Linked DNA regions of Homo sapiens: region 2 is linked to region 1. Evidence: chromatin contacts called from ENCODE Hi-C or POLR2A ChIA-PET data. All regions are on one chromosome and are shown on one strand. The core of a region is the stretch at or near the end of the contact, and the rest is flanking DNA. Distances in the headings are between cores, read along the strand shown. Region 1 holds the start of ART1 (ADP-ribosyltransferase 1). Region 2 overlaps NUP98 (nucleoporin 98 and 96 precursor).

Evidence for each region. A loop is a pair of places that touch in the nucleus more often than their neighbours do. ChIA-PET counts read pairs that join two places held with the same protein, here RNA polymerase II (POLR2A). Pooled maps may share reads with other maps.
Region 2: a loop to region 1 is called in a map of gastrocnemius medialis, with 5 times the contacts of the local background. The contact joins the enhancer-like site here to the promoter of ART1 in region 1. A Hi-C loop is called at or near these places in 2 of 168 maps with a recorded cell type or tissue (gastrocnemius medialis and psoas muscle) and 1 of 50 pooled maps. POLR2A ChIA-PET finds 5 or more read pairs at or near these places in 2 of 52 experiments (Panc1 and naive thymus-derived CD4-positive, alpha-beta T cell).

Annotation. Positions count from the first base shown.
Region 1 is chr11:3,643,765-3,646,464 of GRCh38, reverse strand. It overlaps ART1 (ADP-ribosyltransferase 1), which reads right to left and starts at 1,337. Exons shown (of 5, transcript NM_004314.3): 1 at 1,286-1,337.
Region 2 is chr11:3,708,767-3,711,466 of GRCh38, reverse strand. The region is part of intron 20 of NUP98 (nucleoporin 98 and 96 precursor); the gene reads left to right. Among named protein-coding and RNA genes, the nearest start is that of CHRNA10, 39 kb to the right of the region's middle. Within about 2 kb of position 1,262, at least 3 of the 41 ENCODE cell types and tissues checked have a DNase peak (open chromatin) inside an H3K27ac peak, as active enhancers do; they include gastrocnemius medialis and psoas muscle, where a contact is called at or near this core.

The DNA.
Region 1 (2,700 bases), core at 88-2,587:
CACGTGATAAACCATCCCCATTATTCACCCAGTCACCCATGATGGTCCCCTGGGTGTCCATTCAGTCAATCATTCGTCAAACATTCACATAGTTGCCAACTAATGCTGGGTGAGATAGGGGTCCATCCTAGATTCTCCTTCCCTTCAACATCCACACCCCCTGCCCTGGCTCAGGTTTGCCCCTTCCTCCTCGCTGATCTCCCCGCCTCCACAGTCAGCCCCAATATCCTGCCTGCCCAGGGAGAGCAATGTTTCTAAAGCGCGACTCTGGTCATGTTCCTTACATGCTTAAAAGCCCTCTGTGCCAAAACTGACTGGAAGAAATATCTCAAAATATAGAGTAAAAATGCAGAGATGAAAATCATGAGGGAAGAGATACAAACACATCTAGAAAAAAAAAACAAAACAAACAAACAAAACATCCCTCCATACCCTAAGGACAGAGGCCAGCGTCCTTATCCTGGCCCTCTGCACCCTCTGCAGGCTCGCACCTGCCACTCCTGCTTGGCTTCTGTAGTGCAGAACAACGTCGCAGGTGCGGCTCCGTGGTTACCCTCCCTGTGGCTCTGCACACATCGCCCCTCTCCTTGGGACACCCTTCTCCTGGATACCTACTCTTCAAGGCTTAACCCGAGGGCCACCTCCTCCAGGAAGCCCTCTGACTCCTCTGGGCTCTGGTATCACCCTGTGCTGTCCTCTGTCACTGTCCTTATCACACTGTGCTGCCCTTATATGTGCCTGGCTCCTCTTCTGGCCAGTGAGTTCCTTGAGGGCAGGGACCATGTATGCCAAGGCCAGGGACTGGGGAGGCCCCAGCATGTTTGCTGAGAGTCTGAGGAACTTTCTCAGCGCAGCTAACAGTGTAGACCACTGCAGAGCAGGTGGGTGGCTGGCCTTGGTGACCAGTGTCAGGGGAGATGTGGTGGGAACCGGAGGGATGGGGTGGGCATGGGCCCAAGGAGCTGGGGATGCTGAGCAATTCCTTTTCTAGCCCAAGGGAGCTGCGCTTCTGTCCTCCCTCTCATCCTGCTCGGAGCAATTCTGTCATCAGTTTCTCATCCAGGCCCTTGCTGAACATACCCTCCTGGGAATGTGACCCCAAATCTCCCCACAGGAATCCCAAACTTCCCATGGCTCCCAACCTTCCTAGGTATCCCAAACTTCATCAAAGTTTCCTGGAAACTTTTTCTCATGACTCCTAAAATTCCACCGTTCATCTCCCAAATTTCACCTCAAAACCACTTTTCCTGCCCAGCACCCAGGAGGAGAGTGGTGCACTCCTTACCTAGGCCTTGTCCTGGGTGGGGAAGCTGCTGCTGATCTCCACCATGGCCACCAGGAGAGGGGAGGACAAGTTTCTTTTTGATATTGTTAGTCCCCACCCCTTGAACCTCCCCCACACAGCTGCTCAGAAACGTGACACGCCCCCATCTATTTCTGGATGTCTCCTCAGGGCTCAGGAACACCAGCCTCTGCCCAGTCTGACCTGCCCAGTGTTCTTCTAAGGGAGGAAACCATACCTCATATTGTCTTATGTCCGATTTCTGCCTCCAAAGTAAACACTAAAAGGCAGAAATGAAATCCACAAGCAGACAGCCAGACAGCCCAGCGCCACACCCTGGGCCTGGCAGTTAAAGATTGACCCCTGACCTAATCGGTTATTTGTATAAAAAAGCACTGTGAAGATCCCTGTCCTGTTCTGTTCCCTTCTAATTACCGGTGTATGCATCCCCCAGTCACGTACCCGCTGCTTGCTCAATCGATCACGACGCTCTCACGCGGACCCCCTTAGAGTTGTGAGCCCTTAAAAGGGATAGGAATTGCTCACTCAGGGAGCTCAGCTCTTGAGACAGGAGTCTTGCCGATGCTCCCAGCTGAATAAACCCCTTCCTTCTTTAACTCAGCATCTGAGGGGTTTTGTCTGAGGCTCTTCCTGCTACATTTCCCACAAAAAAGGGAATCCCTGAAGCCAGAGAGGAGGTGGACTGAAGCACTGGGGATCCAGGCTGGGACAACTGCCTCCTCACTGGCTGTGGTCCTGTACTCTGGTCAGCCAAGGAGGAGGAAGAGAGGAGGAAGCTTCAGCACCCCGACCTCAGAGAGCGTCTCCTTAGATTTTGTACCTTTCACACAAACACTGAGACTTAGCTAAGGTGCCAGGAGAGATTCGAACTAAGGAGGCTGTATTCTGAGTCCCAGTTCCAGCTCTGACTTACCAGTGATCTTGCAGGACTTCTTAATGCTATACTTAGGATCCCTGCCCAATGACTAGTTTTTTTTTTTAGATGGAGTCTCGCTCTGTCACCAGGCTGGAGTGCAGTGGCGCAATCTTGGCTCACTGTAACCTCTGCCTCTCGGGTTCAAGCGATTCTCCTGCCTCAGCCTCCTGAATAGCTGGGACTACAGGCGCCTGCCACCACGCCCAGCTAATTTTTGTATTTTTAGTAGAGATGGGGTTTCACCATGTTGGCCAGGATGGTCTCGATCTCTTGACCTCGTGATCCGCCTGCCTCGGCCTCCCAAAGTGCTGGGATTACAGGTGTGAGCCACCGCACCCGGCCCCCAATGACTAGATTTGAATCCATCTCTTGGGGCCTTATTTTGGGTTCCAGGTCCTGGGATGGGAGAAGCAATCCCCCAAAGCCAGAGGGTGGAGAGGGACAAAGCAGTGATTCCAATACATCTGGTCTCGGGTCATCC
Region 2 (2,700 bases), core at 13-2,512, 65 kb before region 1:
AAAGCTTCATTTATGGACAGACAGGAAAATGTTTGTAATGTTGACAGTAGTTTCTAGGTTCTTTAATTGCCAGAATAGAAATAGTAGAAAAATAACTATAAACTCCTATATTGACACTTGTGTTTGTGAGAGCTCTTTGAAAAATTGAGCACCCAAAAATTTCAGATCAAGGTTCTAGCAAAAAGAGGTAGTAAGGATTTAAAATGGGCAAGTAGCTTTTTTTTTCCTTGAGAAAGAGTTGTCGCCCAGGCTGTAGTGCACTGGTGCAGTCTCGGCTCTCTGTGGCCTCTGCCTCCCAGGTTCAAGCAGCCTCATTCCTCAGCCTCCCAAGCAGCTGGGACTACAGGGCATACCACCACACTCATCTAATTTTTTGTATTTTTAGTAGAGAGGGGATTTTGCCATGTTGGCCTCAACTCATGTTGTCTTGAACTCCTGGCCTCAAGTGATCCTCCCACCTTGGCCTCCCAAAGTGCTGGGACTACAGGCGTGAGTCACCATGGCTAGCCTAAAATGGGCAAGTAGCTTTGACTGAGGAAGTGGAAATGGTCTTTGACCTTTTGGTTGGGAAGAGCAGAAATGAGAGAAATGGATAGAGGTATTTAAATGTCCAGACTTTAGGTTTTGTTTACTTGCATTATTTTCTAAGGCCTTGAGCTTGGTATGTTGGAGCAGAAATGTAGGACTCTAGAGAATTCTTTCATATTTATTGCTCACTGACCCAAGTGAAGCTGATGGGAAATGCCAGTGGTTTGTTATTAGCACCAAAGACCCTACATTTTACTTTGCATGGGGAAACTACTTGTGCCGTTTGAGTATACTGGAAATAGCAGTCTTCTCATCTCTGTGTCAAGATGACTGCATACCATCACCTCACCCCTTAAAGAGGTTGATTGCAAAACTTCAGCTTCTTTTTTTCTTGGGGGAGAGAGGCCTGTTTCTTTAGGTATTTAGGAAGATGTGTATTTTTCTTTAATGGTCACATTTGTTCCATTACCTTTTATATAATATCGTCAGTCCCCTGTTTCCAGTTGGTTCTTAAGCCTCGCTTTTGCTCTTAAAAAAAGCAAGTAAATCTAAGCAACCAGAAAACATAAAGGTAACTAAATTTTCATGTGATCTTCTCTCCTGTACCTTTTAGGTTAGAGAAAATGTTGGTTGGCAGATAAACCTTAGTCACAGAGATGAATTAAGGTAGTTGCAGAGTATTTTGTTCTGTGGTTAGAACATTAGTTTCAAAATCCTGGTCTGGGATCCAATTTCCAGCTGGCTGCATCAATGCCCTGGTAAGCTTGACTTAGATTCCACAGATTTGGCATGGGGCTCAGGCATATTTATATTTTAATGCTTCTCCCCAGGTGGTTGAAATGTGCAATCAGGTTTCAAAACTATGTTGAAAGACCTCAGGCCTTTGGCACTCAGGTAGAGATACGTGTAGGTTTTTACCTCAGCCTTTTTTTTTTTTTTTGTAAACTTTTTTTTTTTAAATTATTATTGTACTTTAAGTTTTAGGGTACATGTGCACAGTGTGCAGGTTAGTTACATATGTATACATGTGCCATGCTGCTGTGCTGCACCCATTAACTCGTCATTTAGCATTAGGTATATCTCCTAAAGCTATACCCTCCCCCCTCCCCCCTCCCCCCACCCCACAACAGTCCCCAGAGTGTACCTCAGCCTTATAACTGAAGTGTAACTTGTGTTCAGTAACATCAAGGCAGGCTAATTGGCTTGCTCAGAAACTTAGCATTGTTCACTAAGTGAATTTAAGTTAATGACTTTTTTTTTTTTTCTGAGGCAAAGTTTTCCTATGTTCCTCAGGCTGGTTGAACTCTTGGGACCAAGCAATCCTTCCCACCTCAACCTCCCAAGTAACTGGGACTGCAGGTGCATGCCATCATGCCAGCTAATTTATTTATTTATTGTTTTAGAGACAGGATCTTGCTGTGTTGCCCAGGCTGGTCTCAGATTCTTGGCCGAATGAGTATCCTGCCTTGGCCTCCCAATGTGCTGGGATTATAGGCCAGGAGCCACAGCGCCCTGCCTAAATAAGTTTTAAACTTTTTTAAAGGAAAAAAGTGATTATTTTTTGTGGAGATGGGGCCTCAGTATGTTGCCCATGCTGGTCTCGAACTTCTAGGCTCAAGTGATCCGCCTCAGCCTCCCAAAGTGCTGGAATTACAGGTATAAGCCACCACGTCCAGCCAAAAACATTCTTTACAGTTAGAAAACTAGTTCTTTTTGAGACAGGCAATAATAGTAGTTATATTGGATCAAACTGTTTGCCTGAGAGGACAGTATGAATTATTTAAATATCTGTTTGACCTTGGACTTGTCATTCACTCTGTTGAATGAGGGTGTCTTGATATATCTTACTTTTCCTACTGAATTAAGCAATGCTGTATCGTTAGGTATTGGCAGCCTTGTTTCAATGAGGAACAGTCTTTTGAGAGATCTCAAGTCATTGAAGGTTTCAGTTGTGAAACGTTACCCTCCATATATTTAGACAATCATTTTACAGATATAATCTGTGTAGTTAGTATTTGTAATGGGCCATGCCATTATTTGGAAATAAATATGATGCTGCCTTCAAGAGATTATACTGTAGGAAAGGGAGAGTTAAAATGGTGTCCTCGTTGGCTGCTTCTTCCTATACGTGCCGTTCTTTTCCATCGACCTCCCAGTAGGCTTTCTCTTCCC